Regions from separate parts of the Homo sapiens genome. Here region 1 is linked to region 2. Evidence: chromatin contacts called from ENCODE POLR2A ChIA-PET data. All regions are on one chromosome and are shown on one strand. Each heading gives the region's core, a stretch centred on a gene start or an enhancer-like site at or near the end of the contact. The rest is flanking DNA. Distances are from core to core; before and after follow the strand shown. Region 1 has its middle 28 kb from the start of LINC00910. Region 2 overlaps NCOR1 (nuclear receptor corepressor 1).

What was found. ChIA-PET counts read pairs that join two places held with the same protein, here RNA polymerase II (POLR2A).
Region 1: POLR2A ChIA-PET joins it to region 2 with 12 read pairs in CD4-positive, alpha-beta T cell. The contact joins two enhancer-like sites. POLR2A ChIA-PET finds 5 or more read pairs at or near these places in 2 of 52 experiments (CD4-positive, alpha-beta T cell and HEK293T).

The regions. Positions count from the first base shown.
Region 1 is chr17:43,359,246-43,362,564 of GRCh38, reverse strand. No RefSeq gene overlaps it. Among named protein-coding and RNA genes, the nearest start is that of LINC00910, 28 kb to the left of the region's middle. RefSeq lists silencers at 742-841, 1,292-1,351 and enhancers at 1,602-1,781, 1,827-2,522. Within about 2 kb of position 2,069, at least 38 of the 41 ENCODE cell types and tissues checked have a DNase peak (open chromatin) inside an H3K27ac peak, as active enhancers do.
Region 2 is chr17:16,197,696-16,201,369 of GRCh38, reverse strand. All of the region lies in intron 1 of NCOR1 (nuclear receptor corepressor 1), which reads left to right. Among named protein-coding and RNA genes, the nearest start is that of NCOR1, 16 kb to the left of the region's middle. Within about 2 kb of position 2,034, at least 3 of the 41 ENCODE cell types and tissues checked have a DNase peak (open chromatin) inside an H3K27ac peak, as active enhancers do.

The DNA of each region.
Region 1 (3,319 bases), core at 820-3,319, about 27 Mb before region 2:
GAACCTGGCAAGCGGACTTTGTGGTGAGCCGAGATCGCTCCATTGCACTCCAGCCTGGGCAACAAGAGCCAAACTCTTTTCGTGTTTATATCCTCTTTCTTTAACTCTTACAGGGGCCCCTTTCCCAAGGCTCCGCCCAGCCCTGCAACCAGTCAGAGCATGTGCTCCCCTGAGGGCTGCACCCTGGCCTCCTCGAAAACTTGCCCTTGCCGGACCAGACAGTTGAGAAATGGCTAGAGGGACGAGACCTGAGTACCTGTCTCCATGTGTGCAGCTATACAAAATATGTAATTGCCGGGCGCGGTGGCTCAAGCCTGTAATCCCAGCACTTTGGGAGGCCCAGGCGGGGGATCATGAGGTCAGGAGATCGAGACCATCCTGACTAACACGGTGAAACCCCGTCTCTACTAAAAAATACAAAAAATTAGCTGGGCGTAGTGGGGGCGCCTGTAGTCCCAGCTCCTCGGGAGGCTGAGGCAGGAGAATGGCGTGAACCCGGGAGGCGGAGCTTGCAGTGAGCCGAGATCGCGCCACCGCACTCCAGCCTGGGCGGCAGAGCGAGACTCCCTCTCAAAAAAAAGAAAAAAAAAATGTAATTAGACGTCTGTAACACATGTAATAAAGCAAGTACAGCAAGATGACTTTAGGTGATGGGCATACGGGTGTTCACCAAACAATTCTTTCAACGTATGTGTGAAAAAAAGTTTAAAGTAATGTTGGATGCCAGCTAGGTCAGGACGAGATGGGGAGGGGGAGGGGGAAGGGAGGGGGAGGGGATGCGGAGGGGAAGGGAGGCGGAGGGAGAGGGGAGGGGAAGGGGAGGGGGAGGAGGAGGAAAGAAGAGCCTCCTAGAGCTCTTCGTGTCTTTTCCGTTGTGGGTTTTTCCTCCTGAAGGGCAATGAAGCCGAAGGAGCTTTCCCAAGATTCCAGTGATTTACAGGCGCTTTTCTGTTCAGTGGTTGGCAGGCAGGGCACGGCGGGGCATGCAAATTTAAAATGGCTGCTTCTCTCGGGAGTTATGGGAGCAAAAAAGGAAAGTGAATATCCTCCAAAATAGTAACAATATTACTTACGCAGGTGTTCAGATTTGGATAAAGATACACAATCTCAACGTAGGAGAGAGAGTTATTCAGGGTGCTATCTGTCACCCTGAGGTTAGGATGTGTGGGAGAAGGAGTACAGTGGCCGATCGTTAACATTTTCGTTTTGAAAACGGTGTTGATACAGTGGAAGGCTTGTGGTGTTGCTGGCCCTTGATCGCTGGAAGGATTCCGAGGTGTAGTTTTCGAAGCGGGAGTTTTGTTCGCATTGGGCGCTTAGCGTCTGTTACTGTCGCTAACGGGAGATTGTCAACGTGTTTGCATTGGGCCATTTGCATCAGTTGGGACCGTTGTTACTGACCTCCTAGGTTGTGTGTTGCGTTTACACGCTTAAATCCGGGTTTCACGGTCTCTTAGTACTCGCGTATTTAAGCTCATCGCGCGTACCTTACTTCTACGCGTTCACGTCGGTTCGTCCGGGCCTATCAGCGCCGCTGCTTTTAAATTGGCCGTGTGCGCTTTACGTTTGCACCTTTACGTCGGATCACTGGGGTCCATCAGCGCCGTAGTTTTTGAGCTGGCCGGGCGTGCTTTCGAGCGCTTAGTTGCTTTCGGTTTCACTTGGTTGCGGCGTGACGATCATTGAGTTAAAGGTTACTGCACTCACTTCAGTCGCCATCGGTCTCCGTAATCTGACTGCCCTTTGCTATTACTTGCTTCACTCACATACGATATGCGGACGGTCCTATTTAAGTTGAGCGCCCATACTTCACTATCCCAAGTGGGACTGCTTTTTCATTTACGTGTCTCTATCCGAGGCAGTATAAACATCTTTCCATTCAAGTTTACCGCATGTGTTTCACTATCGAGAGTCGGACTGCTTTTGGATTTACGTGGCTTTGTGGGATGCGGTATGAAGATCGTTGCATTCAAGTTTACCGCCTCTACTTCACTGCAGAATCTGACTGCCGTCAGATCTGTATGACAGATTGTTGCATTCGTTTTCTGCGGGTACGTCACTATCCAGTCTACTTTTTCCATTGACGTGGCTGAGTCATATGTAGTATGACTGTCAGAGACGTTGGAACCTGAAGCGACCCCATTTTGAGTGAGGGCTAGAAAAATGAGGCCGGGACTTACGGGCCTGCATTCTCAGAAGGATATTCCTAGCTTTCAGATACTTACGGTTAAGGGAACAAATTAATGTTTACTGAAGAGACCCGAGTGTCCAGATAGCTGGATATCTGGAGAACAAAGGCGTTCCTAATTTTGCTTTAAAGGTAGTAATAGGGATTCTTGCAAAATGTAATAATTAAAGTTAATTATCACAAACCCTTGTAACAGAACACCTCTCCCCATGTGTACAAGCATTGTACCTAGGGTGGATACGTTCCTTCTCTTAGTTTCAGGAACGCCCTTCTCTGTCTGTGGAGTAGCTGTTCTTTCACCACTTTACTTTCTTAATAAACTTGCTTTTATTTTGCACCGCGGACTTGCCCTGAGTTATTTCTTGCGCGAGACCCAAGAACCCTCTCTTTGGGTCTGGATCGGGGCCCTTTTCCTGTGACGTATTTCTGGCCACCACAGATGGGACTATAGTGCTTTGGGGAAGTGTTGGGGTCCTATAACATATTTCTGGCGAATGATGGAAGGGACGATACTGAAGAAACTCCCCCAACCCAAAGGAAGTAGACTGCAGCACTGCAGTAGTCAGTAGACTGACTTTGGGTAAGTGGTGGAGTGCCCGGGTAAAGAATGGGATTGGGTTAGAGGCCCAACTTAATGGAGTTAGAGTCTTTCCTAAAAGAGAGTGGGTTAGAGGCCCCTCTTAATAAAAGGCAAGGACACTTGACCGACCTCGGGTTAGAGGCCCGACCGAGGAGGGTTAGAGGCCCCTCCCAGTAAAGCCCCTCTCGGCTAAAAAACAGGTTTGACACCGCAGGCTATGCTCTTTGTATTAGTCTGCCTCGTCCTCCTTGTCTTGGTTGCTGTCTCCGTTTCAGTGTCATTTTCAGGAGACTTCATTTAACTGGTCTTAGGGATTTTAACTGATTCTTCTCCTATGTCCCTCCCGATTTCTGTCCGTTTGCTTGTGAAACACTGGGAACCAAAAGCATTGGAGGATCCGGCTCTAAAATTGCTGATTGAGATTTGATATTTAACAGCTATGAGCAGTAAGATTCGATAGATGTGGTTGTGTTTTGTTGCTGCTGTGCTGAGTGTGATTGAGAAGCACTAGGATGGAAATCAGGGGACTTTTCTCCTTGCTGTTTTGTTTG
Region 2 (3,674 bases), core at 785-3,284:
GCCTCGGCCTCCCAAAGTGCTGGGATTACAGGCGTGAGCCACTGTGCCTGGCCAGAATTACTTATTGAGTATGTGTACCCATAGATTTATCAAATAATTATATCCTTATTAAAATTTTTCTTTCAATATCATACTTTATAAGAGGTAGGATAGGTTAACTAAAAAGCTTTTTCTTTAGCTTCTATTTGTTTCTCTGTCTTTAAGTAAGATGTCATGATGTCAAAAGAGGCTGCAAATAAAATACCTTGTTAATGGCATTCTCCCAGATTGGATCTTAACCAAAAGGCTGAGAAGCAGTAGCTTTTTTTTCCCCCCAAAGGGAAGAATGCTTTAGTTTATTTTACAAGAGAAAATTTATTACAGTATAGCACCACTCTGGTCTTGTACAAATTACAGAATTCACTTAGATAATTTCTAGTCTTTCCTCTCCTGCATGCTGGGCTCTGTAATAAGTTTAGGAGGTCGGCTTTCTTTAAATTATCCCCAGGTTGGAGGATTTTGGGTGTTGGGATGCCCAGGGTGGTGGTCCTTCTTAGCTTTGTCTTGCCTAACATACTTTTAGAATTGGTGTAGAGCTGGACAGCTTTGTGGGAACTGGTGTGACCTAATTTTCCTCAGTTTAATAACTAATATTTTAGCATTTGAATGTCATAAAGGCATTGCCCTACCCCATACTTTTGTATCAGTAGGTTTTATTATTTTATCACGTAAAAATTACATATTTTGTGGGATCCTTTTTCTGCTTTGGTGAAATGTAGGCTTCACCTCTATTGTGACGCTTGGTGGATTCATTCTTGCTCATCTGAAGTGGCATCTGCAGTCCTGCCACAGTGAAGTATATTTTTAGCTTTTTTTTTTTTTTTTTTTTTTTTTTGAGATGGAGTCTCGCTCTGTTGTCAAGCTGGAGTGCAGTGGCACGATGCCAGCTCACTACAACCTCCGCTTCCCAGATTCAAGCGATTCCCCTGCCTCAGCCTCTCGAGTAGCTGGGACTATAGGTGTGCACCACCATGTCCGGCTAATTTTTTTTTTTGTGGGTGTGTTTTAGTAGAGATGGAGTTTTACCACGTTGGCCAGGATGGTCTTGATCTCCTGACCTTGTGATCCGCCGGCCTTGGCTTCCCAAAGTGCTGGGATTACAGGTGTGAGCCACTGTGCCTGGCCATTTTTAGCTTTTTTTCCAAGATAGCTTAGGCCACCTTGAACACCTTTGCATAACACATTTTGGTTATGCAAAAATTGTGGGCCAAAAGCCAGGAGTTCCTGCTGAGAGGAAAAATTGCTTTTTTTTTTGGCAGGATAGTATTTGAAATTTTGTTGTTGCAAGATTTTCCTGTTGAGTAAATATGTGTGCGTTTATTTAATATGAGAGGATTTAAAAAGGAACTTAAATAGATCAATTTCATTTTGCAATATTGTATTACCTGTTTGCAATATATAAGAGGCTAGTTCTGGGTTTATCTGTATAATTCAGTTAGAAGTGCTGTTGTCTTTTATGACAGTGACATATAATTATTACTATATTATTCCCATCCTAAAACATTATATGTTGATATTTAAGAGATGAGGAAGTTGCTTATAAAATCTCGATCAGATTTCTTAAACAATTCGTAGAATTTTTTCAGTTCATGAGTCAACCATGTAACTACCCTGAGTTAATGAGTTTTGGTGCTAAGAACTGAAATTATAATTTGATACTGCCACTTAAGGTGCTCCCTTCCCCTTCAGTCTGAACTTTAAACTAGATTCTTTTATTTCAGTGGGTTTCAAATGTAAAGTATTCTGCCGAGGTATCTTAGTGAGCCAGGACTAGAGTGAAGGGTGGAGGGAAGGATGGGAAAGGGCAGGGGGAGACTGAAAAGATGAATCCTAGGTCTCCCATTCTTACTAGATCGGAATGTTTCTCCATTGTATCTTTTGTACATTTAGCTTTCATTTAAGACTTTTGAGGAAAACATTCTGGTTAAAAAACAAAATCTGAGCACTGTTGCCGTGTATCTCATGGATAAGTTTTGAGGAAGGAGGTTGTCGTGGTCTCCAGGCTGCAGTTCATGCGAGGACAGGAAGGGCTTGCTTTGACCTGTAAATTTGTATGCTAGTAGGGGCTAATTTCCTGATTTTGCTAGTGTGTGTGTGTGTGTGTGTGTGTGTGTTTTTTTTTTTTTCCTTCTGTATTGGGCGGATAGTACTTTTAAAGAAAACTGACTTTTTTTTTTTTTGAGATAATAAAGTTAAACTTCACTAAAGTCATACCACAAAACGGACAAGGAAGGATTACTGAGATGAGGGAAAAAATGGACAAGTCACTTAACTTGTGACTTTGAGTGACATTGAGTGTAATTGTTGAACTCAGGACTCACCATAGCTGAAAGTTAAACAATGTGCATTAAAAAATTGTACCTCATGGGTTTCTAATCATTTAGGCCACTGTTAGAAAAAAATTGGATGACCCTGGGTTAAAATCTTTTTTTTTGCCTCTTCATTCCATTTATAGCTTTATTTATTTGGGATATCTGAGTTGGGAGGAGAGTGCAGAGATAGATAACTTAAAGCATGTTTTAGGACAGCAGATCAGAATTAGTTGGAAAACTTTTACAAAATGCATGAATGTTCATATAGTGAAATACTCTTTTTTTTTTTTTTTTGACAGAGTTTCACTCTTGTTGCCCAGGCTGGAGTGCAATGGCACGATCTCGGCTCACCGCAACCTCTGCCTCTTGGGTTCAAGCGATTCTCCTGCCTCAGCCTCTCGAGTAGCTGGGATTACAGGCATGTGCCACCACGCCTGGCTAATTTTTATATTTTCAGTAGAGACGGGGTTTCACCATGTTGGTCAGGCTGGTCTCGAACTCTCAACCTCAGGTGATCCACCCGCCTCAGCCTCCCAAAGTGCTGGGATTACAGGTGTGAGCCACCGCACCCGGCCCATATAGAGAAATACTGTTTAGCAATAGAAAGAACCATAAATTGATGAGAATAATTGCCAAGATGTTTTTTTTTTTTTTTTTTTTTGAGACGGAGTCTCACTCTGTTGCCCAGGCTAGAGGGTAGTGGCGCAATCTCGGCTCACTGCAAGCTCTGCCTCCTGGGTTCATGCCATTCTCCCGCCTCAGCCTCCTGAGTAGCTGGAACTACAGGCGCCCGCCACCATGCTTGGCTAATTTTTTTGTATTTTTAGTAGAGATGGGGTTTCACCGTGTTAGCCAGGATGATCTCGATCTCCTGACCTCGTGATCCGCCCGCCTTGGCCTCCCACAGTGCTGGGATTACAGGTGTGAGCCACCGCGCCTGGCCAACCAAGATGTATTAAGTAATAAAAGCAAGATACAGAACAGTGTGTTTCTAGTATGCCACCATTTACATAGGGGAAAAAGTGTGAGTGTATGTATGTGTAGGATATTTCTAAAGGACACTCTAGAAACTAGTAACTTTGGTTGCCTTCTGGGAGTGTAACTGGGTAGCAGCTGGAGAAGAAGGGCGAGGAGATTTTTCGCTTTATATTCTGCGGTACTTTTTCTTAAGTCCTACATATAATATTTATTTCCAAAAAGATCAACCCTCCTCACGATGCCACATGCTGGCTTTTCCCCTTCCACCTGGAGCAGTTGCAGGTGTATGGATGAGGAGAAAGCTCCTCAGGTGGTTTTAATGTGTGCTCTCACTGAACATCTCAG